Regions from separate parts of the Mus musculus genome. Here all the other regions are linked to region 7. Evidence: chromatin loops called from intact Hi-C (ENCODE). Cell type or tissue: left cerebral cortex. All regions are shown on one strand.

What was found. Peaks named below come from ENCODE experiments on the same cell type or tissue, not always from the same donor. Only the 100,000 strongest peaks of a DNase experiment are listed, where the experiment ranks them.
Region 1: it touches region 7 in a loop (10-fold over the local background); 20 of 42 quality-filtered maps call a loop at or near these places.
Region 2: it touches region 7 in a loop (2.9-fold over the local background); 20 of 42 quality-filtered maps call a loop at or near these places.
Region 3: it touches region 7 in a loop (2.7-fold over the local background); 20 of 42 quality-filtered maps call a loop at or near these places.
Region 4: a loop joins it to region 7, with 5 times the contacts of the local background. A loop is called at or near these places in 11 of 42 quality-filtered maps.
Region 5: it touches region 7 in a loop (2.8-fold over the local background); 2 of 42 quality-filtered maps call a loop at or near these places.
Region 6: a loop joins it to region 7, with 3 times the contacts of the local background. A loop is called at or near these places in 13 of 42 quality-filtered maps.

The regions. Positions count from the first base shown.
Region 1 is chr14:121,449,401-121,453,400 of GRCm38, reverse strand. The region is part of intron 2 of Gm33299 (a long non-coding RNA gene); the gene reads left to right. Among named protein-coding and RNA genes, the nearest start is that of Gm33299, 5.5 kb to the left of the region's middle. In left cerebral cortex, a CTCF peak has its summit at 2,106 (motif pointing right); a DNase peak (open chromatin) is centred at 2,107; H3K4me3 peaks cover 353 bases.
Region 2 is chr14:120,978,012-120,982,011 of GRCm38, reverse strand. No RefSeq gene overlaps it. Among named protein-coding and RNA genes, the nearest start is that of Farp1, 56 kb to the left of the region's middle. In left cerebral cortex, a CTCF peak has its summit at 2,247 (motif pointing left); a DNase peak (open chromatin) is centred at 2,231.
Region 3 is chr14:120,968,919-120,972,918 of GRCm38, reverse strand. No RefSeq gene overlaps it. Among named protein-coding and RNA genes, the nearest start is that of Ipo5, 60 kb to the right of the region's middle. In left cerebral cortex, CTCF peaks have their summits at 497 (motif pointing right), 1,380 (motif pointing left) and 2,070 (motif pointing right); no DNase peak of the experiment used is centred here.
Region 4 is chr14:121,033,412-121,037,411 of GRCm38, reverse strand. It overlaps Farp1 (FERM, RhoGEF (Arhgef) and pleckstrin domain protein 1 (chondrocyte-derived)), which reads right to left and starts at 1,838. Exons shown (of 27, transcript NM_134082.3): 1 at 1,487-1,838. In left cerebral cortex, CTCF peaks have their summits at 1,168 and 1,941; DNase peaks (open chromatin) are centred at 1,482, 2,027, 2,703, 2,980 and 2 more places; H3K4me3 peaks cover 3,095 bases; H3K27ac peaks cover 3,383 bases.
Region 5 is chr14:120,989,020-120,993,019 of GRCm38, reverse strand. No RefSeq gene overlaps it. Among named protein-coding and RNA genes, the nearest start is that of Farp1, 45 kb to the left of the region's middle. In left cerebral cortex, a CTCF peak has its summit at 1,574; DNase peaks (open chromatin) are centred at 1,454 and 3,727; H3K27ac peaks cover 1,208 bases.
Region 6 is chr14:121,227,582-121,231,581 of GRCm38, reverse strand. Farp1 (FERM, RhoGEF (Arhgef) and pleckstrin domain protein 1 (chondrocyte-derived)) reads right to left here. Exons shown (of 27, transcript NM_134082.3): 6 at 856-953. Among named protein-coding and RNA genes, the nearest start is that of B930095G15Rik, 19 kb to the left of the region's middle. In left cerebral cortex, a CTCF peak has its summit at 2,319 (motif pointing right); a DNase peak (open chromatin) is centred at 143.
Region 7 is chr14:120,830,278-120,834,277 of GRCm38, reverse strand. No RefSeq gene overlaps it. Among named protein-coding and RNA genes, the nearest start is that of Gm33173, 16 kb to the left of the region's middle. In left cerebral cortex, CTCF peaks have their summits at 25 and 2,301 (motif pointing left); DNase peaks (open chromatin) are centred at 1,763, 2,290 and 3,805; H3K4me3 peaks cover 461 bases; H3K27ac peaks cover 2,447 bases.

The DNA of each region.
Region 1 (4,000 bases), 620 kb before region 7:
GAAAGGCTGCTGTGGGTGTGGATGGTTTGTGTGGGGAGAGAGAAAGCAGCAATTAGAGGTATTGTGACCTGACAAGTTGGATCACCCTTCACAGAAAACCCTGGCATGATGGTACTTGCCTGTGATCCCAGCACATGGGGTGGAGACAGGAGGTCAAGGCTTCACGTTATCCTCAGCCACATAGAGAGTGAGACCAGCTGCCCACGTGGAAGGACAACTCAGGAAAGGACAGCAGAAAGCATGTTAGCCTCCCTCAAGAGATGAGGAAAGCCATTGTAAGGACCATCCTCTGAGCCAAAGTGCTGCCATCTTCAGTTCATCTGGGCCTGTGCACCAAAGATCAATAGCTTGTTGACTATTGATGGTCCTTCCTGGAAGGAGGGCATGGTGAGGGTCATGAGACCTGCACCTGAGTATCCAGCCACTCCTCCCAACCAGTTATATGCCATTCTGTTTGCACGTGGCCTCCAGGTCTTAGGGAAAGGCTGGAAGGCATAGATGGGGAAGGACTCAAGGAGGGAACTCCATCCACACAGTGATGGGCGAGGCATCTGGCATGCCAGGTGCCAATCTCCCCATGTGGCTCTTTTAAAGTCACCTGTATCCATTGCTCTGTAAGAAACCCCAACAAACTCTTTGGTTCCTCAGCATGAACCTCGGTGCCACCACTTCTTGGTTTGTCATTGGGAAGTGGAAGAAGGTGGTGGGTGGTTGCTTCTCCCCAAGGAAAGGCCTTTTAACAACGGAAGCAATCACCATCATAGCTGGAGGCAGAGCAGCAGGACACAGGGGACATCTGTTGGAATGCCAAGAGGACATGTTTAGGGCCTTTGAGAAGTTGCAGGAGACCATCGCACACAGTCGAGAGCAAGGGCAGGGGTTGGGGTGGGGGCAGAAGCGACTGTGTGTTCAGTCACGGGTTTATGGGTCATGGCAAAGACATAGGCTTCTCCTTGAAAAGTCCCACACTCTGGCCAGTGCCGAGGTGGGGTCCCTCCGGCTAAAGAAGCAGCAGAAAGAGATCAAGCATTGACTCAAGATCCCCTCATGACCTACAGAAGAGCTGCTCAGTCCAGGAAGGTGGCATTAGGACTTTCAGAGTGGCCCATACTAAGGCTCTGAGTGCTTTGTTTCATCTAGCACTCAAAGGAAGTGGGCCAGCATCTCCTGACTGCCCCTGAGGAGACCAAGGCACATGGCAGTTAAGCAATGTGTGGGAGCAATGTTTGCTCCTACAGGAAGGTGTTCTATCTCCTCTCCTCTTCCCTTTCTTCTCCTCCCTCTCACCCCTCCTCCTCTCTCCTTTTCTTCTCTCTCCACCTTAATTATTCAGGTATTTGCTTAACAAGTTACTTCAGAAAGCACTAGAGGACACCTCCAGTTCCCTTTGTACCTTTAGGTCCTGGGAACAGAAGAACTTACTAAACCTTCAGCTAGAAGGAGTCATGTCTATGAGACTCTGCATTCTTCTTCCAGGAGCAGCATAGAAGAGTGGTCAGTTTATGCTGTAGAAGCCATGGTTTCAACTTGAGGTCCTCTTGCCTCTTATGAGTTGTCTCTTCTCCACCACGGCCAACTGCACACCTGAACTGTGAGCCCTTACTTTCTAAAGTCGTGTCTTCTCAGGCCAGGCCATGAGGAAAGTGCATAATACAGAGAGCAAGTGACTGCATACAGTTCTGAGGCTCAGTTTTCTGTCCAGAAATATGGGTTACCTGGACGTATTGCCCTTGGTGATATGTTTCATGCTCGTGTATCCAGGACCGAGGGGTTCCCAGGACGGAAGGGAGCTGGTTGCTTTAATGAAATGAAACCAGACATAGAAAGTGCATTGGTCTTGCACATAGTAGGTACTCTATACAAGCAGGTTATTGTTTTACTTCTTTGCCAACAAATACTGTTTTACTTCTTTGCCAACAAATACTTAGCAAACATTTACTTTATACTAACTGTAGTTTAGTGCCAAGCGGATGCACCACCCTTGCCTGCTTTGATAGCTTTAAAGGCATTTGATGAGCACCCCGCCCAACCCCTTGGGGTTTGACCAACCATGGCCCAGTGAAGCAACCCTCAAGTGTTTATCTGGGAGTGCCCCATCTTTGCCACAAGGTGGCAGAAGAGTACACTTGTGGGTTACAAAATAACAAAAGTTTTAGGTAAACATTGGCCCTGTCTCCTCCGGAATTGTTCATGCTTAAACATAAGAAGCCTTGTTAGATACCGGAATTGATCATCCTAAATGTTTCCATCTTGAGAAGGGCGGAGGTGGTCTGTTAGGTCGGGGATTCCAGTAGGTTTGCTGTTCCTCAGGACGGCACCCAGAGGCGCCCGATAGTAATGGGCTTTACTGAATTGGGGGATACTGAGGAAGGAGACTGTCGACTAGAAGGCGTCTCCCGCGTGGTGGGTTCTGCATCATTTCACTAATGTCTGACGCACTCGTTTTTCATTCAGCCCATGGCACATTGCTGTTTTCCATGCGTTGAGGTTGCCCGACAGATTAGCAAATCTGAAACAGTGGTGGTTGCTGATAAGTGCTAACAGAAGCAAGCTTAACAAGAGGTTAGAGAACAGCGAGGGTCCACTATGATTATAAATATTATACATGTTCTACCAAGAGAGTTCTGTTTTCAATATGTTGGTTTTTCCAGAATCTTCTACAAGATGCCAATCTGGGAGCCTTTTATAAAGAGTTCTGGAGGAGTCCTGTAGAAATGATCTTGGAGTTTCCTTGATTTTTTTTTTTTTTTTTTTTTTTTTTTTTAAGTTTAAATCCTGTTTTTGCCTTTTTTCCCCCTTGGATCTTTCAAGTCTAAAAACATGTTAGATTCCTCTTCCATTTGATTGGCACTTGGCTGGGTACAGAAATCCCGTTGAAGGAGGTTCTCTCTTGGGTATTTAGGGAGTGTTCTTCCTTGTCTTTCTACTTTTGATGATGCTATTAAAATCCCATGCCAGGCTCAGTATTTAATATTTTATATGGTATTTTAGTTACTCACCATTACAACAGAATACATGACAAAGAAGACATGTGGTATGGGAGGAAAGGTTCGTTTGTCCACCATGACAGGGAAGGCACAACAGCAACACCTGAGGTAGCTGCTCACACTGTATCCACATTCAGGAAGCAGTGAGAGGCAGCTCTTTCACGTTTGATCAGTGTGGGACTCATGCCCAAGGGATGGCACCCTGAATACTCGGCTTGGTTCTTTCCCCCCCTCAGTTAAACATTTCTGGAAACACCCTCCTGGACACACCCAGAGATATGTTAGCAGTGAAGATAAATCATTGTATATGGGAACCCTTTTCCCTAGATAAGCTTGTCCCTTGGATATATTACAGGATGTTTATTCAACACGCTTGAGATTCTAATAATAATGTTTTATTTTAATTAGAAACAGGGTCAGGAGATGGTACATCCCAGAACTTAGGAGGCACAGGAGGTGGATCTCTGAGTTTGAGGCCAGCCTGGACTCTGTAGAGTGAGTTTGAGGACAGCCAAGGGTACACAGAGAAATCCTGTCTCAAAAAAAGGAAAGGAGGAAGGGAGAAGGGGAGAGAGAGGGAGAGAGAGAGAGAGAGAAGACAGACAGAAAGAGTGTGTTTTTAATTTGAGGACTTTTTAAAAGAATCAATTTGGAATATTTGTGTATATAAAATGAGATTTCTTGGGGTGGGAATTCCTTTATGTTTCCTATACAACTTATGCACACAATCTGAAAGTAATTTTAAATTTTTGGGTTTTTGTTTGTTTGTTGTTTATTTGTTTTTTGGGGTGGTTTTTTTTTTTTTTTTTTTTTTTTTGGTTTTTGGTTTTTGGTTTTTTGAGACAGGGTTTCTCTGTATAGCCCTGGCTGTCCTGGAACTCACTTTGTTAACCAGGCTGGCCTAGAACTCAGAAAATCCGCCTGCCTCTGCCTCCTGAGTGCTGGGATTAAAGGTGTGCACCACCACGCCCAGCTTCGTAAATAGTCATGTGCAGTCCCTGGAAGTCATTTTA
Region 2 (4,000 bases), 150 kb before region 7:
CTTACCTTATACTTTAGAGCAGTTCATCTTCCTATTGCTGTGCCCCTTTAACATCATTCTTCACATTGTGGTGACCCCCCCCAACCATAACATTATTTTTGTTGCTACTTCATAAGTGTAGTTTAGTTACTGTTATGAATTGTAATATAAAATATCTGTGTTTTCTGATGGTCTTAGATGACCCCTGTCAAATGACCCCAAAGGGATTGAGGCCCACAGGTTGATAACTACTGCCTTTAAGGAAGGTCTCTCTTTGAACCTAGAGTGAGCGAGCTATCTGTCTGTCTGTCTGTCTGTCTGTCTGTCTAGACTTGAGCCCAGCAAACCCTCAATCCTCCTGTCTCTGCCTTACTCAGTGTTCCCAGTACTAGGGTTATGGTTGGTTTTGTGGATGTTGGGATTCGAACTCTGGTCCTTATGCGGATGCAGCAAACGCTTGTAACCGTCAAACACACAGCCATCTCCCTAGCTCAACAGGATGTGCTTGGTTTTGTTTTGTGGGGGTTTGTTTTAATTTAAGGTCATTCTGGGTGAAAACTCTTATTAGCACTGTATAACTTTCCCTCTTTGCTTTCTAGCCCGTGTCCTGGGATTTGACAGCTCTGTGAACTAGGAAAAAGGGAATACATGGTGGTAACTCCCCACCGTGCTTCAAAGGAAGCTGCTTCCTGTAAAGGTGAGACGGGTCTCCTGTGCCCCCATCCAGCAACACTGAAAGATGAAAGGAAGATTGGGGCACCGGCTTTTCCTGCTCATTTGAAGCCGATTGCAGAGTCGACTGCTGGAGTGTTTCTAAAGGCGAGGATGGAACAGTGCTGCATTTTAAAGTCAGCTCAAGGAGAGCAGGCGCCGTGCCAGCAGCCCGGCTGTCTGTCTGTCTGTCTGTCCACTTTGCAGTGTGGCTCAGTGTGCACACGTGCTTGCTGCCAAGCCTGATGATCCGGGACTGATCCTCGGGGCTCATATACTGGAGGAAGCAAAGGTGGCCTTCTGACCTCTGTGCCCATTCAGTACCTGCACACATGTACATATACACACACAAACATACAAACACATACACACACACAAACATACAAATATACACATGTGCGCACAATAAATGTAGCTTTTAAAAATAAGAATAAAAGTACAATCATCTCATGTATATTCTGCAGCTACACAGACCAGCACAAACGACATTATAAAAATATTAATGAAATACAAATCCAAATGCCAGCAGATCACTCATTTATGATGACAAACCAGCTGCCTTATTCACTTTGCCTTATCCTGCTCTGAGAGGCTCAGGCATCCTCGCTGGATGCCTATGTCCTAGCTGTTCGTTCCCAAGCGCTGAGGTGCTGAGGCAGTCAAAACAGAGGCCAGACGTGTGTGTGTGTGTGTGTGTGTGTGTGTGTGTGTGTGTGTGTGTGTGTATGTGTGTGTGTGTATGTGTATGTGTGTGTTGTAGACACAGTGAGACTGTTGCCATTCCCACTGTGGGGAGGCCATGGCAGCCCTCTCCTGAGGAGATGGCTCTCGCCTCCAGAATGAGCATCTTGTACTTCATCCATCTTTTTTATCTTTCATCATGGCCCATGATCACAATCAGAAATAATTCCTTTTCTTTTGGATCCAATGTGCTTAATGTGAACTCAAGGCTTAAGAGAGAGAGAATACTAAAACATCACACACACATAACACAAACAAGTACACAATATACTCATACATGCATACCCAAACATAAACACACATATGCATACACACATATACAGACATATATACACACACATATGCATATACATACATATATACCCAAATGTAAACATACATATGCACACACACATATACAGACACATACATATACATGCATACCTCCATACACACAGACACATCACACACATATACACATATACATACCCAAACATAAACACACATGTGCACATACACAGAGTCATACACATATACACATACACACACAAACTCACAAGAGATACACACACAGACACAAACACATATACACACACTTTATTTTTTGCAGTGCTAGGAACTGAACTCAGAGAGGGTACATGCTAGGCAAGTGGCCTACCTCTGAGCCATGTCTCCTGATCTGTGCATGCTTTATTCCAAATTTATTGAGAATGGCTACAGAGGAGACTCTAACAGAGACAACAAACAATACAATCCTGCGTTGCTGAAGGCCCAGAAATGCACTAACAGCCTGCAGACAAGTTTGTTCCAAGGAAGCCAAACAGTCCTCCCCCTGGTGGTCAATCACATCCACAAGCGACCAGCCACTATCCAACCATAGGAACTGAGGAGTTGAGAGCCAGCCTTCTGAGGATGCAGGGTCAGAGACAAGTCTAAGGACTGGATGTGTAGCGCAGTTGAAAGAACACTTGTCTAATATGAAAGACACTCTTGGTCCATCTCCAGCCATGGTGGTGCATGCTAATAATCCCAGAAGCAGGAGGAGTAGCTGTTTAAGGTCTTCCTCCCCTGCTTAGTAAGTGCAAGGTCAACCTGAAATATATGAGACCCTGACTCAAGAAAAAGTGGAAAAGGCTGAGAGACGGCTCAGTGACAAAGCTTGCTGTTGAGACCCAAGGGCCTGAGTTCAGTGTCCACACAGAAATGCCCATATCTTTTTTGTTTGTTTGTTTGTTTGTTTGTTTGTTTTGTTTTTTCGAGACAGGGTTTCTCTGTATAGCCCTGGCTGTTCTGGAACTCACTTTGTAGACCAGGCTGGCCTCGAACTCAGAAATCTACCTGCCTCTGCCTCCCTAGTGCTGGGATTAAAGGCGTGTGCCACCACGCCCAGCTTAAATGCCCATATCTTAAAACCTCCATCTACAAGCATGACCACCAGTGCAGCGACGAGCATCCACGGAGACAGGAGAGCAGAAGTGTACCAATAGGGACTCACCCTGTGGACATGTCTGTAACCCGAGAACTACATAAGACAGAGACAGAAGGATGGATGGGGGTGGGGCGGTGAGGTCATTTGGGGCAGGAAGATTGCTGAGGCTTCCTGCGGCCGGCTTAGCTCCAGAGTCAGTGAGAGACCCTGCATCAAGGGAAAAAAGCAGCATGCCTGACGTCATTTTTGGGGTTGTCAGTATAAGTATATATCACACGTACACAGGGTTCAACAAATACACATCCATACACAAAATGGATGACTAATAATTAAATAAATGGTACAGCCTTGAAGTGACACCTGCACAGACAAGTCATAAAGACACATCTCACAAAAGCCAGAGGTAAAAGATACCCAAGGCCACTGCGGGATTGTATTCGTCAGGGTTCTCTAGAGGCACAGAACTTATGGAATGTCTCTACGTATTGGGGTAATTTATTGTGATGACTTGTAGGCTGTAGTCCTACTAACCCAACGATGATCAGCTGTGAATGGGAGGTCCAAGGATCTAGTAGTTGCTCAGTCCCACGAGGCTAGTTGTTTCAGCTGGCCTTCTGTAGAAGTAGGTTCCAACAGATGTGTTGGCAATTAAGTGCAAGCAGTTTAAAAAGGAATGAGTCTTCCTTGATCCAATGCAGGTCTCCAGGAGGTGTGGCCCAGATTAAAGGTGTGTACCACCACGCCTGGATCTAAAACTTGATTTGTTCCAGGCTGACCTTGAAGTCAAAGATCTGCTTGCCTCAATCTCCTGGGATTAAAGGAGTGTACCATCTTACCTAGGCCTAAACTTTTCATGGCCGTTATGCCTCAAGATCTCCATGTTAAGATCCAAGTCAGAAACCTGTGTCTTCCAGCCTCAAGATCTGGATCACAGGTGTGCCCTCCATTTCTGGATTGTAGTTCATTCCAGATGTAGTCAAGTTGGCAACCAGGAACAGCCATCACAAGGATGAATGGTACATCCATGCAGTGGAACAATACTTGGCCCTAAAAAAGGAAGGAAATACTGACCATTGCTACAACATTTGAAGGCATTCTGTCAAGCGGAACACAGCAGTCAAAGGAGAGCAGAGTGCCAGCACCCAGGCAGCTCATCTGGTA
Region 3 (4,000 bases), 140 kb before region 7:
TTAGGTGCATCATCTCTGAATGAACACAGACCCGGAAGTCCTCTACTGCATGTGTGTTGGGGACCTCATATCAGCTGGTGTAAGCTACCCGTTTGGGGTTTGAAAGATCTGTTGGTTTTATTTCATAATGACAAGTTCACAAGCTCTGTGTAGTAGTTTGAATGAGAAATATCCCAACGGGCTCATGTGTTTAAGTATTTTCCCCTCAGTTGGTGGCGCTGTTTGGGGAGGTTATGAACCTCATTAGGGGATGGAGCCTCACTGGATATCATATCACCGTGCTGGAGGGAGTGGATCACTGAGAGTGGGTCTAAAGAGGTTATATCCTAGCTCCATTTCCTGTTCATTCGCTCTGCTTCCTGGCTAGGATACAATCTCTCAGCTCCCTGCTCCTGCACAATAATAGATTCTTTTATTTCAATCTTTATTATTATAGACTCAGATATTCATTATGTATTTTATATATGTGGATGTTTTGCCTGTCTATGTGTCTGCTAACCAGAAGAGGGCATCTGATCTCATAGGATTACAGTTATGAGTCTTCATGTAGGTTCTCAGAATTGAACTCAAGACCTTTGTAAGAGCACCCAGTGCTCTTAACTGCTGAGCCATCTCTCCAGACCTCAATCTTAATTATTAATGTTAACTCTTAGATCATACATTGAACTCACAGACTATATTGCAAAATGTGTGTGTGCGTGCGTGGCTGCGTGTGTGTGTGTGTGCGTGTGCGTGTGTGTGTGTTACAGAACAGCTGACCACAGAGTTCAGAGGGACTATTCTGGAAACATATAGAAAGCTGACACAGAGGCATGGAAATACCTCTACGGGGACAGATTAGAAGTTTTGGGAACCATAGGAACACAGAGATGGTGGCAGGCGAAACTGAGTGTCAGTGGAAAGTGGGCTGAGCACTGAAATCACGAGAACCTGGCCTCCAGAGAAACAGAGAAACAGAAAAAGACAAACAAGAAGGCGACCAAGTAGCGTTGCGGCTTGTGTGCAACCCTTGCGTGTATGCCGGCCAGCTGTGCTCTCCTTTCCTTGCATCTTGCTCAGGAGTTCCAGCACGGAGGGCATCTCCCTACCCTGAGTCTACAGTGGGACCTCTGTACTTCCTAGCCCTCAGATAGCCTCCCCCCCAGTGATTTTTGTTGTGGTTCCTTGTGGGGGCACCTCCCAAAGTACACAAAGTATCCTTGTACAAGAAAAAGTTCATTATCTACCTTTCACCATCTGACTCAGCTTGGCCCTTGTCTGTCTGTGTAAAACGTTTCTCCGTGGGCTGGAGAGGCAGCTCAGCCCTTAAAAGCACTGGTTGCTCTTCCAGAGGATCTGAGTTCAATTCCCAGCAACCACAAGGTGGGCCACAACCGTCTATAAAGGATCTGATGCCCTCTTCTGGCATGTTGGTGTATAGCACTCATTAAAAAAAAAAATCTTCGTGTTTCTTCAGTCTGCACTGCCTGTGGAGAGGGAACTCCCCCATACCTGCACTGGGTGCACCAGGTCACAGAATCAGTTTCGGATTCTGGAACAGCCCTACCATGACGAGCCCTGTTCTTGCCACAGAGCCCTCCACTGCTTAATGCCCTCTGGCTTCCACGTGATGACTGAGCCCCCCCCCGCCCCCAATAAATCCTCTCCTCTTCTCGGGGGAAGAGGGGAAAGAAAAAGAAGTTTATCCTGCTTAAAGCTTCTACTACTTAGTGAACAACTTGTGTTTTTTTTAAAGATTTATTTTGTTTTAATTTATTTTATTTATTTAGTTAGTTAGTTAGTTTTTAGTTTTTTGAGACAGGGTTTCTCTGTATAGCCCTGGCTGTCCTGGAACTCACTTTGTAGACCAGGCTGGCCTTGAATTCAGAAATTCGCCCGCCTCTGCCTCCCAAGTGCTAGGATTACAGGCGTGTGCCACCACTGATCGGCTTTGTTTTAATTTTAATATTTTTATTTACTGTTTTATTTTTTAAAAATTATTTTTATTTGTGTGTGTGTGTATGCACGCGTGTACAAGCACATGTGCCCGCCTATATGTGCACTATATGCATGTAAGTTCCAGAGAAGCCCAGCAGAGGGCGCTGGATCCCCTGCACTGGGGTTGCAGGAGTTGTGAGCAGCTGGATATGTCCTGGGAACCAAACTTGGCTCCTCTTTAAGAGCACCGCGCACTCCTAACTGCTAAGCCACTTCTTCAGTCCTTCAATAACTGTTTTCTGGTTTTGTTTTTTAATAATTTCTGTCCTTTGTTGATCTACAGCACCTCATATTTTCCTTGTTTCTAGGACATTCTAGTCAACCAATACTAAATATTTCTTTGTCATAAATCTTGGCAGGAATCAAAGCTGCAGACAACTCTATAATATTAGATGATGAACATCTATGCGTCAGGCAGCGAGGACTCTGGAATCAGATGTGGGTTTGAATTTCCAGTATTGTTTCTATCCGACCTGGGGCAAGTAATTTAAACTCTGCAAACTTCAACCCCCACAACCGTAAAATGTGGACATACACCTTGTGAAGGTCTCATAATGTAACAGCTAATATCTGCCAAATAATTGCTAAATTCCAGACTCCGATTTAAGGGCTTAGAAGTATTAACTCACGTAGAAATGTACAGCTGCCTCAGGAGAGCCCTTGAGCAGCCATCCTTCCAAGGATGGGGAAAGCGATGGGGCTTGAGAGAGGGCTCGGTGGGCCAGAGCACTTGCTGTTCTTGCACAGGGTCCAGGTTCAGTTCCCAGAACCTGCATCAGGCAGCTCACAGCTGTCAGTGATGACTGTACATGTGCATACATACATGTGTGCATACATACATACATGTGTGCATACATACATGTATGGCATGCATGTGGTACATAGACATATACTTGGGCACACATACAAAACTAAATATGTTGCTTCTAAACGGAGGCACAAGGAGGATTTAAATAATAAGAGTCCGAGGTCCTGCAGGCTCATGCAGACTTGGGATAATGAAGTAAGGAGTCTGGCAAGGTAGACATCTTGTCTTGAAATCCAGTTCCAAGAATCCCCAAGGGACAAGGGGATTGTGCAACTCCCCAAAGAGCCTCTCTCTGGGCTCAGTGGTCACTGTGGGACAGTTCTTCCCGGTCTAACTGCCACATCACCCAGACAGCTCATTTTATGAGAGACTTTTATTATTCTCTAGGGAGTGTGAAAACCTTCTAATGAGTATCTCATATAAAATGCCAGGGGCAAGATGAACTTAGCAGTGATCTGAGGTAGGCATAGTTCTGGGAACTAGGAGGCTGGTTGCCCTTCCATTGAGCAACTACTACGTGACTTTGTCCCAAACCAAAGACAACACACGAAACTATGTGAGCAGTGCTTTGGTCTCATGGGTATGAGCAAATCCTAAAACCAGGGTAACACCATAGCATCTATATTTATCTTTATGTTATGTGAATGTTTATGCCTGAGTGTATGTATGGACATGCAGTGCCTCCAGAGACAAGAAGAGGGCATAGATAATCTGAAACTGGAGTTACAGGAGGTTGTAAGCTGCCATGTGGGTGCTGGGAACTGAACCTGGGTCTTCTGCAAAAGCACTAAGTGCTCTCCGCTGATGAGCCATCTCTCCATTCCCAGAAACTCTTATTTTTGGCTAAAGACTTGTCGATACGTGTCTGTGTTATAACAAAATGCTACAAGCAACTTAGGAGAGGAAAGGCTCAGTGCGGTGGCTAGACTGTGGGTTCAGTGAGCCTCAGTGAGCCTCAGAGACATCTCTCCACAGCTCTGGAGTACAAACACACAATGACATGCAGCATTCTGTATGGGTTCTGAAGACCAAATGCAGGTCTTTATGCTTGTAGTTAAGTACAGATGCTTTGCTGACTGAGCTAGTCCCCTGGCCCCACAAATGAATTTAATAAGCCCAAAATGAACTTATTTGCAACAGGATCCAGATGAAGACAGCCATGACTCAGGGGGTCCAGAAGGTATGAGTTCACAAACTGTAAGCTTTTAGAAATGC
Region 4 (4,000 bases), 200 kb before region 7:
AGCCAGACATACTAAAAACACAAACGTTTCGTTGTGCTTGGAGAAGGTCCAATATTAGTGTCTTGCTGCAGACCGATGCTGCAGGAATATAAAGTGGGCTGTGTGGATGCCAGACCCACGGAAGACGTGCATTTTCAGAGACCCACCCACCTGAAAAGCTGAGGCTAAGATGCCAGCAAGAAATGTGGGGCTGAGGGGAAAGACGACAGGGATTTGAAAAGGGCCCCACCTTAGCTTTCAAAACACCAAACCAATTTTTAAAGGCAACTCCTCAACTAAAGCTTTCATAATCCAAAAGGCTTTCCCCCTCTTTCTCCATTCCTTGTTCAGATAGAAAAAGAGAAGTAAGACAACGCTAGGGGAATGTTCTGAAGTGGGCTTGGCCAAGTCCCCACGTGCAAAGCACATTAAACATGGCCCATCGTTGGGTCGAGGTTATGGTCAGAAAACGCTGCCTACTAAGGGAGGGATTGGAAGTCTGGAGGGTAAACCATGGGCAGGGGCCAGGTTTAAGGTTGTCAAACGCGGTAAACTAGCACGGAGGAAGGCTGAAACAAAAATAAATGAAACAGCCGGAGGCCACTGAACTCCGGAGCCGGAGCCGGGGAGGGGAGGAGAAGCTGAGCCTGGTAAACTGTTCCAGATGAGAGGCAGTTATTCGCTCCCACATCTTCACCAGCACGTCTCAAACCTCGTTCCTTTGTGAGCCCTACCTCCCTATTTTCTAGGGGGACTCTAGAAAATCCCTGCCAGCCGTGGTTTCCGGGTCCCAACAAGGAATCTGGTACTCCTCCACGACCCCTAGGTCTAAGACTCACCGGGGTCCGGATGGATCACAAGGCTAAAGTTTTCCGAACTTAAATCGTAAAAAATCACAATCAGAAGTTCTGAACTCCCCGTCCCCCCACACAAAAATAATAATATATATCCTGTGCTTTAAAAAGGGAGGGGGAAACTTCCCCCTCCATAAGGCAGAGAGTAAAGAGAAACAAGATCTAACTTAAGAGGGCGTGTTCCTCTTTGTCACCCACCGGGAGGTTCTCGCCGCCCGTGGGCGAGATGCAGTGACCCGGCGGCACGGCGGCACCCGTGCTGCCGGGAGACGGACCTCCAGAGCCGAGATTGCAGCCTGAGGTCCGGAAGAGGCGTCGGGGGCGCTGTCACCCGGCAGGGTGGGATGGGAGGAAGCGGGGGAGGGGCGCCCAAGGAGAGGAAGCCAAGCTGGGGAGAACCCACGAGCTCAGAGCCCCGCAGCCCAGGTCCGCGGAGGTGAGCTCCACCGGTGCCCGAGGAACCGTGGCTTCTGCTATTGTTGCGGGGCCTGCGGCCGCCGGCTACAAAAAGGACCGTTCCCGTGGACTCCGCAGCCAGCTCGGCCGGCGCCCAGGGCCGCGAGCGCGGGGACTCGCACAAGTTGCCGCCGCGGCCCGGTCCACCCAGGCGGCCGCCCTCCCGCCGCGGTCATTGTTCGCCGCACGCCTCCTACCTCGGTGGCTCCGGGTCCGGGCTGCGGGCTGCGGGCTGCAAGGCTGGCGAGGGCGCGGCGGCGGCGAGCGAGGGGTCCCCGCGGGCGGCGGGCGCGCGAGCTAGGCAGGCGGCGGCCGGCCGAGGTCCGAGCCATCAAAGGTGGCGCGGGGCGGAGGGGAGGGCGGAGCAGGCGGGGTGGGTGGGGAGCGAGCTCCGGGTCGCCGCGGCCGCCTCGACGCCCGGCCCGAGCGCCACTCGCGTGGGGAGGAGCGGCGCAGAGCGGGCGGTGGCCGCGTCCCCGCCCCGCACCTTCTCCGGGCTCCCCGCTCCCCGCAGCCGCTGCGCCCGCGCCGGGACCAGCCGCCTCCGAGGCTGTTGAGCGGGAAATGAGGGCCACCACTGCCCCTCCCAGGGCCTGGGCCGAGCCCTCGGCAGGGGGAGCCTGGGCACAGCCTGGGGACGGCGGAGAGCCACAGCCCCCTCCAGCGTCCGAGCCGTGACCTGCGCCCGCACAGCGGCCCCGCCCCGCTCCGCCCCGCCCCGGAGGCAGGTGCGCAGAAAGGTGGACCGTGGGCAGGGCCACGCCACCCTGGAGCTGTGCCTTACTTGGGCGTGTGGCAAGAGCTGGTGTCTGAGCTGCACCACCAAGCCAAGAGCGGGAAGAAGCGCCACCGCGGAGACGCGAGCGCTAGTCGCTGGTGTCCAGCGGGATGCGGAGGCCCGGAGGGAGATTCGTGGCACTGACTCCGCAGGTCGCCTTTGGAAGCCTGACAGAGAACTACGACATCACGTGGAAAGCGTTTTACAAAGACCCACGAATTCCGCCCCCCACCCCTTCCAGGCCACTAGCGCAGGCTTCCGGCACCACCCTAAGCGGCGCGGTATTCAATGCCAGAGACACAGGTGCCACCTCTGATGCTGCTCGGGCTCAGTGCCCACCACCTGAGCGAATCCCAGGACAGTGCCCAACCCCACCTCTCTCCGACCAGGGACAGCAGAATGCCCTGCTTAGTGTGGCGAGATTTAGAATGACTTGCAGTTATTTGATTCCGTTTTTTTTTCCCCCAGAACTTGGTGATATAGTCGGAAGATTCATGATCAGAAGGCCCACGATACTAGGTGACTTTCAATCACTATCCCCACCCACTAGGTGCCATTTTTCCTTCGTCCTTCTTCCCTGTCTCTGTCTGGGAAAGATCTTGGGCCACTGACCGTATGGAACACAGGAAAGCCTTGTTCTGCCGGATCCAGAGGCTAGTGTGGACCCGCCCCTAGAGCCAATTTGGCTCAGATTCCGGTCATTTTCCACCCTGGAGGAGTTCACTGACCTCAGTCGCAACTACAACGGAGCTACAACTGAACTTAACCAAGTGAAATTGTCTCTGTGGCTAGGGAGGGAGGCTGAAGACATGAAAGCTTGATTATCAGAGAGGGGCACCTGTAAGTCATGGGAGTCAAAAGCAGTCTGCGGAGGGTTGGGGCTGTTTCTTGCATGCTGCAAAATCCCTCTGGCCTCTGGGGAACCAGACAGGCCTTGGGCGATTTGCTAGAGAGAATCATGGGTGGGTTGGAAGCTAGCTCTGTGGCCAAACTGTGTGTGGCTTTACAAGTATGGGTGAGCTATTTTCAGCCAGTAATTTTCTTAAGTGTAGTGGTCAAACTGCCACCAAGAGCAGCAGCACTCGATTTTAAATTCCTCTCCCACTCCTCCCCAGAAAGTCTCCTCATGTAGCCCAGACTGGTCCTCGTGCCTCTACCTCTTAAGCATTAGGATTTCGGTCTGAACCACCAGGCCCAGTAAAGGAAAGCAAATTCAAGCAATTATCACACCTTAAGAACCGCTATAATGGGGAACCGACCACAGGTTCAGAGTCTCTTCACAGGATAAGAAGACAGTGGCCAGACTGATTTCTGAGGTTGGGACATGACATGGATGGGTTTAAAGTTATTACAGGTTATTCCCAGTGTGCAGCCTGGCTTTACTAACAACCTCTGATGCTGTGGAATCGCCTGGGAATCTTGTCCCAGTTCGGATTCTGTATCGGTCTGTTTCAAACATTCCGGGTGATGTATTTTGGTTGGTCCGGGGACTGTGTTGGCAGACATGTGCTGTGTCCCATGACTAAAGCAATATAGTACCAAAAAGGCAAACCATAACATTTCCCCAGTCCACCCTCACCGAAGATCCCCTTTTTCTACATTTAGTGTTTGGTTCAACTGACTTGAGTGTCTAGGATATGACCAGTTTGGTTTTGCTCTCAGAGTTATTTATTGGGTCTTTGTATGTCGGGATGTAGATGCCACCATGCATGTATGTGAAGGTCAGAGGACAACTTGTAGGAGTGGTTTCTCCTTCCACCAAGTGGGTTCCAGGAATCAAATGTGCATCATCAGGATTGGTACCGAGCACCAAAGCACCCTTACCCCACTGAGCCATCCTGTAGGCTCTGGCCATGCTGTTTTATTATCTCAGCATTAATAATAACTAAGAAGGTAACTGGTTTTGGAGGCAATCCGAGGGAGCCAGAAGTCT
Region 5 (4,000 bases), 160 kb before region 7:
TCCAAAGGCTTCCAGTCATATCATAATGTAAAATGCATTTACCCAACTGCAAGCGTCTAAAATTCCAAAGATCAAGGTCTCTTCTGAGCCTAAAGGGAATCTCGTAACAATAACTCCTTTGTAAAATCAAAATGCAAACTTCATGTTTCCAACACACAGCAGCACAGAATATACACACTACCATTCGACAAGGGAGGGAAGGAACCACAGTGAGGCAATACCGAACCAAAGCCAGACTGACACTCAGCAGGACAAGCCAATCCTGTGGTTCTACGTGCTATGTCAAAGGGCAGCTCTGCCCTCCCAGCTTTGCTGACAGCAACACGCTTCTCTCTCATGGGCTGGTGACACTCTCAGTCTGCAGCTGTCCTCGGCATACGTCACACGGCTCTAACATCTCCCGCATCTCCGCTTCTTCAACATGATCCAGACTTCAACATCATCCAGGCTTTGCACAGAGGTCTCTCAGGCTCTGGAGCCCTCCCAGGACCTTCAATCAAGAACTGCCCTGCCATAAACATCCTGGTATCCATGGCTCTCTTTAACCATGGAGGAACAGCCCACAACTGCTTTACTCTAGAATCCCTCGTGACTCTAAAGCCAGAACCACATGGACAGCATTCCCAAGGTCCGCCGCCCCTCAGGACGGACAGCCAGCATTGCCGAGGTCTGCTACCCGTCGGGACAGAGGCTGAGTCACGTTTGCAGCAGCTTTCCTTCCTTGTTGCTTTTCAGGAGCAGAGAATTCCTTCTACATTTTCCCTTTCACAGGTTGGAAGCTCAGCCTGGTGGGGTCCTGCCTTGAGGTCACCCCTCCTTTTATCCCAATGCAGATTGCTGCTGCCACCCACCACCACCCCATACCTTGATCTCTTTATCTCTTTCAGCACAAGCCTTGGCCCCATCATTAAATTTCCTAGTCTTTTATTCTTCAAATTATACATTTTATATTTCTCTTTGACCCACTTGCTCTTTCTTCATTGTAGACCTGCTTAAGAATGGTTGCTAATGACCATGTACGAGTCAGTATTAGGCTGTCTTGAAATCTCTTCTACCAAAGAAATTAGCCCATTACTTTCTAGTGGGAAGTGCTTAGGGAAAGGACAGAACGCAGCCACATCCTTTGCCAAAATATTACAGGGATACCCTCTAGCCCAGTTGCTTATTGTTCCCCTTTGAAACCACTTGATCTGGACCTCCACCGTCTGAATAGATCTCAACACTAGTGTCTGCCAAGAGACTGCCAGGATGACCCATTAAGCTCTGCTTTCAACATTCAACAACTTTCCTAGTCCAAAGTTCCAAAGTCTTCCACACTTTTCCAAAAAAGCATCGTGCTCAGGCCTGCCAGAGCAATCGCCCACTCCCTGCTAAGATGAGTTGTGTAGGGGACCCATGGAGGAGTTAGGAGGAAATAAAGGCTATTTTAGAAAATAAGCTCATATAGACCCTTTACGTGTCCAATCCCAGTCACAGTAGTGAGACCATCCTTTTAAAAATTGTGTTACTTTAAAATGATATGTGTGTGCATATGGGCGGTGATGGTGTGTGTGTATGGGAGGAAGGTGCCTGCAGAATCCAGCAGGGTGTGCTAGATCCTGTCTGAGCTGGTGATCCATTGCTGTGAAAAATACATATGACTGTGGCAACTCCTGTGAAAGAAAACGTTTAATTGGGGCTTCTCTACGGTTTCTGAGGTTTAGCTTACAATCATCACGGCAGGAAGCATGGTGGTGGACAGGCAGACATGGTGCCAGAGAAGTAAGCTGAGAGTTTTACATCAAGATCCACAGGCAGCAGGAAGAGAGAGCCTCTAGGCTTGAAATGGGCTTTTGAAGCCTCAAAGCCCACCCCCAATAACATGCTCCCTCCAACAAGGCCACACCCACTCCAACAAGGCCACACCCACTCCAACAAGGCCACACCCACTCCAATAATCGTAATCCCTCTCAAATAACGCCACTCTCTGATGACTAAGCATTCAAATATATGGGTCTATGGGAGCCATTCCTATTCTCACCATCCCCTGGAGCAAAGGTTATAGGCAGTTATAAGTCTCCAACCCTGTGTGCTGGGCCTGAAGGTAGATGCTCTTCAAAAGAAATGTGTGCTGTCAGCTACTGAGCCTTCTCCCTGGGCCCCATTTCTTTCCTCCTGGCACAGAGTGGGCACCTTCCTCATGGCCGTTTGCTTCTATTCTTTTTCAAGTACCTTATGCTCAGCAGAGTCAGGGGCCAACATGGCGTGCCGTGGGGTGGGGTATGGACAGAGCAGAGGATCTTCTTCTCCCTGCTGTTACCTTGTCATCAAAGCAAAAGACTCCTTTCTGTGTCTCTAGAAGGTATGGGATCGTTGGGCCTGGTGACAGGAGCCTGTGACCCCAGTTTCTCAGGAGGCTGAACTAGAAGGATGTCACCTACATGGTGAGTTCAAGGCCAGCTTGAGCAACTTCATAAGCTTTGTCTGCAGTAAAGAGAAGGTAGGTGTACTTGGGCAGCATGCACAGATGTGGGTTCCCTGAGTACCACCATTGAAACAAAACAATAGCTCCAACGTTTTGAGATTTCCCCTACATGCCACAAAAGCCAGAATTCCATAACTTCCACTCTGACTCTCAACCTAGGGAAGCCCACAATCCCTAGGCTGTGGGCTCAGCCCTAAGGTCACCTGTACTTCAAAAGGCACTCTACAAGTCCCCAAGCTATTTAACGTGCTTTTGGGTACAACAACTGGCTGTAAATGGAGGAACCCACAGCCCTCTCCTCATGTTCTAATATTGCTCAACGGGCTCACAGAATTCAGGAAGGCATTTGTGTTTCTGATTCATTATAAAGTGCATCACAAAGGATGCAGAGGCCAGAACTGGAGGAGGAGGTATGCAGAAAGGGACAGAGCTGTCCTGTCTCCAGGTCCTTGACCCCAGTCAGCAAGCCAGAAGATTTCTGAATTCGCTCCTCCTACATAGATGTTGTAGGAACATTTGCTGAGTTACAGGATAGGGAGACCCAGCAAGGCCTATCTGGATTCTTCTTGTGCTAAAATCCTTCCCTTAGGATGCAGGGAAAATTCCCTGTGGGATAAGGAGAGTCTGATGGCCTGCTGTCAGACAAGGACGTCAGAAAATTTCTTTATGGATATCTGAAGGTGGGGAGGAAGCAGAGAAGACTGTCTTTTTTTTCTTAAGTATGGAATAGAGTTTACTTAGGGAATGGAGAGGGAAGTTGAAGAGGAGAGAGTAGAGACAGAAAATCAGAGACACAGAGAGAGAGACAGAGAGAGAGAAGGAAGGAGGGAGGAAGAGAGAGAGAAAGAGAGGGCAGAGGAGAGAGGAAAGAGGGGAGAGGGTGGCCAGGAACATGTGGAGACAGAGTGGGGAGGGGGATGGGGAGAGGAGGGGCAGAGATGTTAAGAGAGTAAGAGGGTAAGAATGAGGAGAGTTTCTTAAAGAGGAGGTTGTATGCTAGGAACCATGGACAAAGCAAAGCATACACGCTGTCATGATAGGAGACAGGTTCTGAGTCCCTTCACCCAGAACTTGCCTTTTCAAAGGCAAAAGCTGTGTTCCTCCTCCGCGTTTGCACTCCTCCTCCGCGTTTGCACTCCTCCTCCGCCTTCCTAACTTCCACAGGCCAAGCCAGAGTTCCTCCCACCCACCTTAAGCACTCCAAGGATCTAGTGTCTAGGAGAGACTACATCCCACCTTCCTCAGAGGAGCCAATCCTAAGCGCTTCTCTCTCCTACCTACTTCTCCATAGAAACCCAGTGGGGATGTTGGGCAGCATGCTCTGCTCTCTCTCCTGTTGCTGCCTCCTACTTACCATGAGTCACCTCCTCAGCAATGGCCTCTTCATGTCTTCCTCTCAGGCACTTAAACCAAATAGCCAAGTTGGGGCTGGAGAGATGGCTCAGTAGTTAAGGGTACTTCCTGTTCTTTTTAGAGGACCTGAGTTTCATTCCCAGCATCTACATCAGCTCACGACAACCAGTAACTGCAGATCCA
Region 6 (4,000 bases), 400 kb before region 7:
TACAAAGTCTCCGTGAACAAAGAACCAGCATCCACTGCATGCTGCTCTGAAGGGACATCTGGGGCCAGACTCCTGAACCAATGTGACTCTTTCTTCCATGTGGCTCTATTTAGGGATGCGCTGTTTAATACACACTGCTGACTCACACACACAGAGCCATGCCCACGTGCAGCTCACACACCACAGGGATCTTCCCTACCACACACATCACAGTGTGCTCCAGCCCTTCCGCACCCTGTGAGGGTCGAGGTGTACAGCAGTCACCAACAGCAGAAAGATCTGACGTCGGAAAGCGAAGGCAGAACTTCTCTTGTCTAAGTGGGGACATGGGCAGGAGGTGAATCAGAGTCTTCAATGCCCTAGGTGCCTCTGCAAAGGCCATTGAAGGCATGTGTTGATCTGGGGATAAATTTTAGTGACTGGGCAAGTCTGACATGAGACTATCAGTGCAGTAAAGCTAGGTTCTAAGCATTGTAGGAGGCTTCAGTGAAACCTGCGGCAGCTTTGTGTCCTGACACTAAGGATTCACATCCATCGAAGAACACTAAATCCAAGAATGGGATAAAGGAGATCTGGATGAGCTTGTCCATTGTCCACCCAAGCTTCTCTTTGTGAGACGCTAGGTAACACTCTATATTTGTCCTTAAAAAAAAAAAAAAAAAAAAAAAAAAAGTCAAGTATCACCAGAACACAGAAGTCCTAGGTTCTGAGTGAATGTTTAAGGATGTGGTTTACTGCGGCATCTGTGGTAATGGCAACAATAACGCAGATGTGTTCTTTCTGTGACTTCTCATCAGCCAGGCCCTTGTTGTGCTGATTCCAACCCAGTTCCCAACAGAACAGCAAAGAACTTACACTGTACAATGTGTGAGATCAAGAGAGCGGCACTGGTGTCGTTACACGTCAGCCTGCCTTGAGCCAAGTCCTGCTTCACCTGCAGAGCGAACAGGTACCTGTAAAGAGCAACAGAGATGGAGGTCACGCCAAGGAGCTGGAGGGTTGGAGTTCAAAGTAGGCTTCCTCTCGAGAGTCTGAACGCGTAGTAAGAAACTAAGGAAAGATATGTAAAACTAACTAAGGAGAAAGCCTAGAGAATCTTTAAGGGCACCGAAGGAAATGGTGGCTTAGAATTACCCTCTTTTTTTTTTTTTTTTTTTTTTTTTTTTTTTTTGGTTTTTCGAGACAGGGTTTCTCTGTATAGCTCTGGCTGTCCTAGAGCTCACTTTGTAGACCAGGCTGGCCTCGAACTCAGAAATCTGCCTGCCTCTGCCTCCCAAGTGCTGGGATTAAAAGTGTGCACCACCACGCCTGACTAGAATTACCCTCTTAAATATGAGGCCCTGAAGGGGCCTCCAAAGCCAAACCTATGACAACTTGACCACAGAAAAAAATTATTAAAATGAACTGAAGCATACTGGATTATATTTATGAATTAGTAAATTATGAATTGATAAAGATTTACAAATCCACAGTGGTTGAAGGTTGGTGAAAAAAGAACAAAAGAACTGAACGTATCACATTCTACAGCCCAAGGTTAGGTTACTGACTGGGACACTGGTGGCATGAAGGTTGTGGAGGTAACTAAGAGTTGCGAACCTAAGGACGTAGCTGTGAAGCCCTGGAGCGGGGGTGAGGCTGTCACCAAGCCTGTCCTGGAAGAAAGGCAGGTGATGTGGAGGAGGCAGACACTAACCAGCACAGTTACCACTCTCAGAATGCACACAGAGCAACTTCAGTTCCTTCTGAAGCCTGCTGCACAGGAGGGAACTAATGCCTGCAAACGTAAGCCTGGCCTGTAGCCTGGGGAGTCACAGGTCCTAGAGGGGGAGCTACTACTGTTGTCTTACTAAATGGATGTGTCATAAAAATGCTTCCTAAATATTAATGTTTACGCCCATAGTTCCCCTCGGCCTTGGCAAGAGGAGCCTCCTTCTGCAGTGGGCAGTGATGCAGAGACTCATGGCTGCTCAAACTGATGAAGATAAGCAGCCAAAGAGCAGTCACCCTTTAGGGGACATTGACATCCTCCCCACTCTAAGGCTCAGGGAACGTCACAGTCGAGAGATCAGAAAGAACTTAAGAGTCAAAGGATGGAGAGGAGAACTATGAAGTGCTGACTTTGGACATGGAGTGGCTATTGCACCAACGAACTCACTGTGGACCTTGCCACCTGCACAAGGTCAAGGCAGCAAGCCGGGTCAACATCTCAGTGGGCAGCACTAACTGCACCCAGTGAAGTCTTCTTATTTTCTTTTACAGAATTATTTATTTTATGTATGTGAGTACAGTGTTGCTGTCTTCAGACATGTCAGAAGAGGGCATCGGATCCCATTACAGATGATTGTGAGTCACCACGTGGTTGTTGGGAATTAAACTCAGGACCTCTGGTAGAACACCAGTGAGTGTTCTTAACCACTGAGCAATCTCTTCTAATTTTTTAAAAAGCCAATTCAAAACAAAAACAAAACCAGAAACCCAAGAGGACTTGAGGAGGGAAGGGAGTGTATTAGAGGACACTGGCGGACTACACAGGAGACCTGGGGTAGATATGATCAAGATACAATGCATACATGTATGTATATAGGTGTGCATGCATGTATTCATGTATGTATAACAACAACAACACACACACACACACACACAAAGGTGGTGGCTGAAGGCAAATTAGTATTAGGATAGACAGAGAGGTCAAGAAGATGGCAAAATTTGACTTGACAGGACACAAGAGGGGATAACAGGAACAGAACCCCCTCTCTCAACAGCCTCTAATGAACTCCACTCTGGAGAGGCAGTTGGTCAAAAAAAAATCACTTAGGAAGCTGGATGCTAAGGACATTATTTATTTCCCAATGGAGAGATCCGAGTATCACCTCCTCTTTCTACTGCACAGTCTCAGCACTATGTTAGTGACAGATAGAACATTTGGAGTAGATTCTGGTCAAAAATTCTTAATTGAATCCACAGAGACTTTAGATCAAGTTTCCAGTTCTTAAAGGTTTGGAAGAATAAGCACAACAGCAAAAGGAGGCGAGGTGACAAATCAGGGAGGTGTGGTGTTTTGTGGTCCAAGGACAGTGTAGTGAGGAAAACTGAAGAGCCAAGCTGGACTGGGAGAGAAAACTTAAGGACTGAGAGAGGTGTAGGGTGAGTCCCATCAGCGTAACAGGTCACTTAGCGATTGTAGCCTCAGGTGGCCTGGAATTCACTATGCAGACTATGCTAGCCTCTGCCTGCCTCTGCTTCCCAAGTGCTGAGATTAGGGGCATAAGCTATCACACACAGTCTTAATTTAGAAAACACAGAAAAAGAAAAACAACATTTGGGGTGCAACAGAGGAGTTTGGGTTTGGTGAAGGCACTATATAACATGTTAAGGTGAAGGCACTATGTAACATGTAAGGTGAAGGCACTATATAACATGTTAAGGTGAAGGCACTATGTAATATGTAAGGTGAAGGCACTATATAACATGTTAAGGTGAAGGCACTATGTAACATGTAAGGTGAAGGCACTATATAACATGTTAAGGTGAAGGCACTATGTAACATGTAAGGTGAAGGCACTATATAACATGTTAAGGTGAAGGCACTATGTAACATGTAAAGTACATGCTTGTATGTGTAGGATTAGAAGGGATATCATGCTAACGTGATGCACGACCGGAATGAACTATTTCTATGTTCCTAATTAAACATTCTATTTTCCTATAAAGCACAGTTGCTACTCTGTACTAGAGAAGATTGGTTTATTATAGTTTAATGGTGTTAGGGTAGAACCTCGGGTATCACACCTGGTGGGTGTGGTGTTTGGATGAGAAGAGCCCTCACGGTCTTAGATGTTGAATATTTGGTCACCAGTTCACACTGTCACCATTTCATGGTGCAGTTGGGGAGGTTCAGGAGGTGTGGCTTTGTGGAGGGATTTTGTCCCTGTGGGTAGGTTTTGAGAGTTTAAAGATTCCTGACTTTTCAAGATCACCATTTTGGCTTCCTGCTGGTGCT
Region 7 (4,000 bases):
ATTCTTGGTGGTCATCCATGGTACTGCCATTTCCAAAAGGCCGGGGGGTTTCTGCTCTCATCAGTAGCTTTTCATTGACTCTCTTCACGGTGCCAAGCCTCACCTTCTCTTTCCTGGTCCCTTCAGTCCTAGGACTTCAACTGCCACCAAGGCTGCACCTTCCCCGGTGGCCTCTCCTGGCCTCTCACAGTGCCAAGCCTCAGCTGTTTTCCATGGCCCCTTCCTGACTTCAAAACTGGTACCATCTGGATGACTCTTATACTACCAAGTTCAGATGCCAGCATGAGGTACAAACTTGGCTGCCTCTGGAACACAGCTTCTGTGTGCTGACTCTCAGGAAACACTTCCCATAAGAGTTAACCTCAACCTCTTAATCACTGATAATTTCTCAGCTCCGGCTGGCCAGTATCCAGTATCCCAACAAAGCAAAGGTTTCACGTTAGTAGTTCTACTATCGTGTTAAACACAGCTGATTCTTGGGCCCCAGCTAACCAGACTCATGAAATCTCAAATCAAAATAGCAAATGGTCCCGATAGTTTTTAAACTTCCCTCTGAAACTTCACAAGACAGGCCTCATCTTTAAAAAAAAAATATTTATGAGTATACCATCTTCATGCTCCCCAGAGGAGGGCAATGGATCCCATTACAGGTGATTTCGAGCCACCTTGTGGTTGCTGGGAATTGAACTCAGGACCTCTAGAAGAAGAGTCTTAACCACTGAGCCGTATCTCCGCCCCCCTAGGCCCCATCTTCTGTTCTGCTTTTAACATTCTTATCTTCCAAGCTCCTACAGTACACTCACCAGGTACTGAGCACTCTGGCTTTTCTAGCCTCAAGTTCCAAAGTCCTTCCATAATCTTCCCCAAAATAACATGGTCAGGGTTGTCATAGCTCTACCCTACTATACCCTACCATCTTGATACCAACTTGCTTTAGTTAGGGTTTCTATTGCTGTGATGAAATATCATGACCAAAAGCAAGCTGGGGAAGGAAGGACTTATTTAGCTTAACACTTCCAGATCACTGTAGAAAATCAGGACAGGACTTAGGAGAAGGACCTGGCGGCAGGAACTGATGTAGAGGCCACGGATGGGTGCTGCTTACTGGTTTGCTCTGCATGGTTTGCCTCGTCTGTCTTGCTCAGTCTATTTTCTTATAGAACCCATGACCACCAGTCCAGAGATGGCATCACCCACTGTAGGCTAGGGCCACCCCTACCAATTACAGTGTGGAGGCATTTTCTTAATTGATGTTCCCTCCTCTCAGATGACTCTGGCGTGTGTCAAGTTGACATAAAGCTATCCAGAAGAGTGGCCATTCCAGGAGGTAAGAAGACCCTGGGGTTGGCTGTGTGGTCTCCTCTTCTCCCTGGAGAACTTTGTGCTTCAGGCTCTGAACAGAGGTAGTCTGAGCTCTGCTCTTTTGCTAACCACAGGGAACCATTTCTTCTCTTAAAGACTGAAGTATCTGCAGTGAGACCCACCCCTTTTCTTATTTTGACGTCTCACTTGTTCTGAAACAGAACAACTTCTATCATGGGGCAAAAAGGCACAAAACCAGAGACCTCTTGACATGGACACATAGCACATTGCAGTATGGTCTTTCCTGGTCTCCAGGGTGCAAACGATGCTAGGAGTCAGATCTCATGTGCAGAAGAAGTCAGCCAGCGGCTTCAAACCTTCAGTGGGAACTGCCAAGCATTCTGATCTTCCAGGAACTCATCCAGGCGTCTGGGGGAACGGCTCTGTCTTTATTTGCATATGGAATTCTGGGGGCTGACTCATTCTCTGAGCAGCTGGCCTCACTTGTGGTTTGTGCAAACCCACGCTGAGAAGTTGAGGCCAGGCTCTGGTCAAGGGCTGGGTCTAATGCAACCCTAGGGCAGCTGGGTCGCTTATATTATCTCTGGTCTTCCTGCTTTCTTCTCATTGAACTAAACAGCTAGGGGGCAGGTCCTCAGTCAGCATCCACAAAGCCACTGCATACATGGAGCATTCCAACACACTAGGAAGGCTTAGCTTTCTGTTTAGAATTCTAGCAAACAAGCTACGAACGTTTAAAAAGACAACCCCCTTCTCTCCGGCTCAGTGAAAGCAAAACCAGGCAGCAAAATCAATAAATCATTAACTTAAAGGACGGCCTTTCGAGGCTCGCTGCCTGGCTTGCTTTGCCAAGTGACAGAAGGGTCACTGACTTCACCGTGGAAAGGAAGTTGGTAATGATTTCCCCTAGCTCGCGAACTCTTGCCGCGCTTGCGCTGACGGTGTAGGACTTAAAAGCGAGGCTATATCGCCCTCTCGTGGACGCTGTGTGCATAACCTGTGATGCACAAAGCTTTGAGCTACAAATCACAAATACCGACCAATAAGATACAGAACTCAGGGAGTGTCAAACTGGATTGTTGTAATGCACACACACTGTTCAGGAACAAGTGGCACGCCTTAGGACTCGTTCGAGAAAAGCGTATCTAAGTGGCTTTGTCAAATATCAGTACTATGAATGCCCCTTTTAATCTAGCGTATTTCCCCCAAGCTTTCTTACAATGTACAGGACAAACTGCAAGTTGTGAGATGATGATTCCAAGTTAGTTAGCATATTTGTCACCTCACATACCTCCTTTTTTTTCCTTCTTCACAAGAACACTTAGTCTCTTAGCAAGTTTTGCATATGCAGTGGAGTGAAGCCTGTGAGTAAGACCAGCTTGGAGACGTTTCCTTCTGAGAGCCGGGGAATGGGGTAGCAGGACCCGAGGCCGTGTGCTGAGCTGCAGGGTTTATTGTCTGAGCTAAAGGGATTCTCTCTACCCCACCTGATCTTTACAGCTGTTCTGGGAGTCTCAATTACTTCTGTTTTGACCAAGACAATTTAATTGGGTGTCTGTTGAAGGAAAAGGCCTGGAATCGATATTGTAGCAAAGTGTACCTCAGTGGCTAATTAGTGAACTCGACCTTGGGTTAGCATTGCTGGGAGAAAGCTGCCCGCTCTGAACACCACTAGCAAGTCCCATGTGCTGTCTGCTGTTGATGATCAACACTGTCCTCGTTACCTAGAAGAATGGCACATTGTAGAGAGACTATCGGTTGTTCATTTAAAATAATCATAGTTTAATTAAACAACCTGAGAGGTGTCAATACTTTGTCCTGATTTGCACTGAAATAATCAGTGTAATAAAACTTCTGGGGATGCCTAAAACTTGGTCCAATTATAAATGCCAAGTGGGGGGACAATGAGATAGCTCAGTGGGGGGACATTAAGATAGCTGAGTGGGGGGCAGTGAGATGACTCAGTGGGGATAGTGAGATGTCTCAGTGGGGACAGTGAGATAGCTCAGTGGGGGAAACAGTGAGATAGATAACTCAGTAAGGGGGGCAGTGAGATAGCTTAGTGGGGGGGAATGAGATGTCTTGGGGGGGGGGTGGACAGTGAGATAGCCCAGTGTGCAAAAGTGTGTGTTGTGCAGGCATGGTGCTATGGCTCCATTCCCAGTACGCATGAACGTCGAGAGAACCAGCTCTGTAGCGTTGCCCCGCCTCCGCCTATCATAGAGAACCAGCTCTGGAGCGTTGCCCCGCCCCTGCCTATCATAGAGAACCAGCTCTGTAGCATCGCCCCGCCCCCGCCTATCATAGAGAACCAGCTCTGGAGCGTTGCCCCGCCCAGCCTATCATAGAGAACCAGCTCTGTAGCGTAGCCCCGCCCCCGCCTATCATAGAGAACCAGCTCTGGAGCGTTGCCCCGCCCAGCCTATCATAGAGAACCAGCTCTGTAGCGTAGCCCCGCCCAGCCTATCCTAGCCAGAAGAACAGTACAAGAGTGAGTCATTTCTGCACAAAGTGACTTTTTGTTAAATGGACACACACAGGGCCCAACAAAGCATTGATCTGGTCTCAGAATTTTGTTATTTTAAGACAGTTTACAGCAGAGCCAGCTTCAGCTATGCATTTGCAACAGCGCAGAACCAGAAGCATAATAAACACGACAGAGGAGGTGTGAAACGTA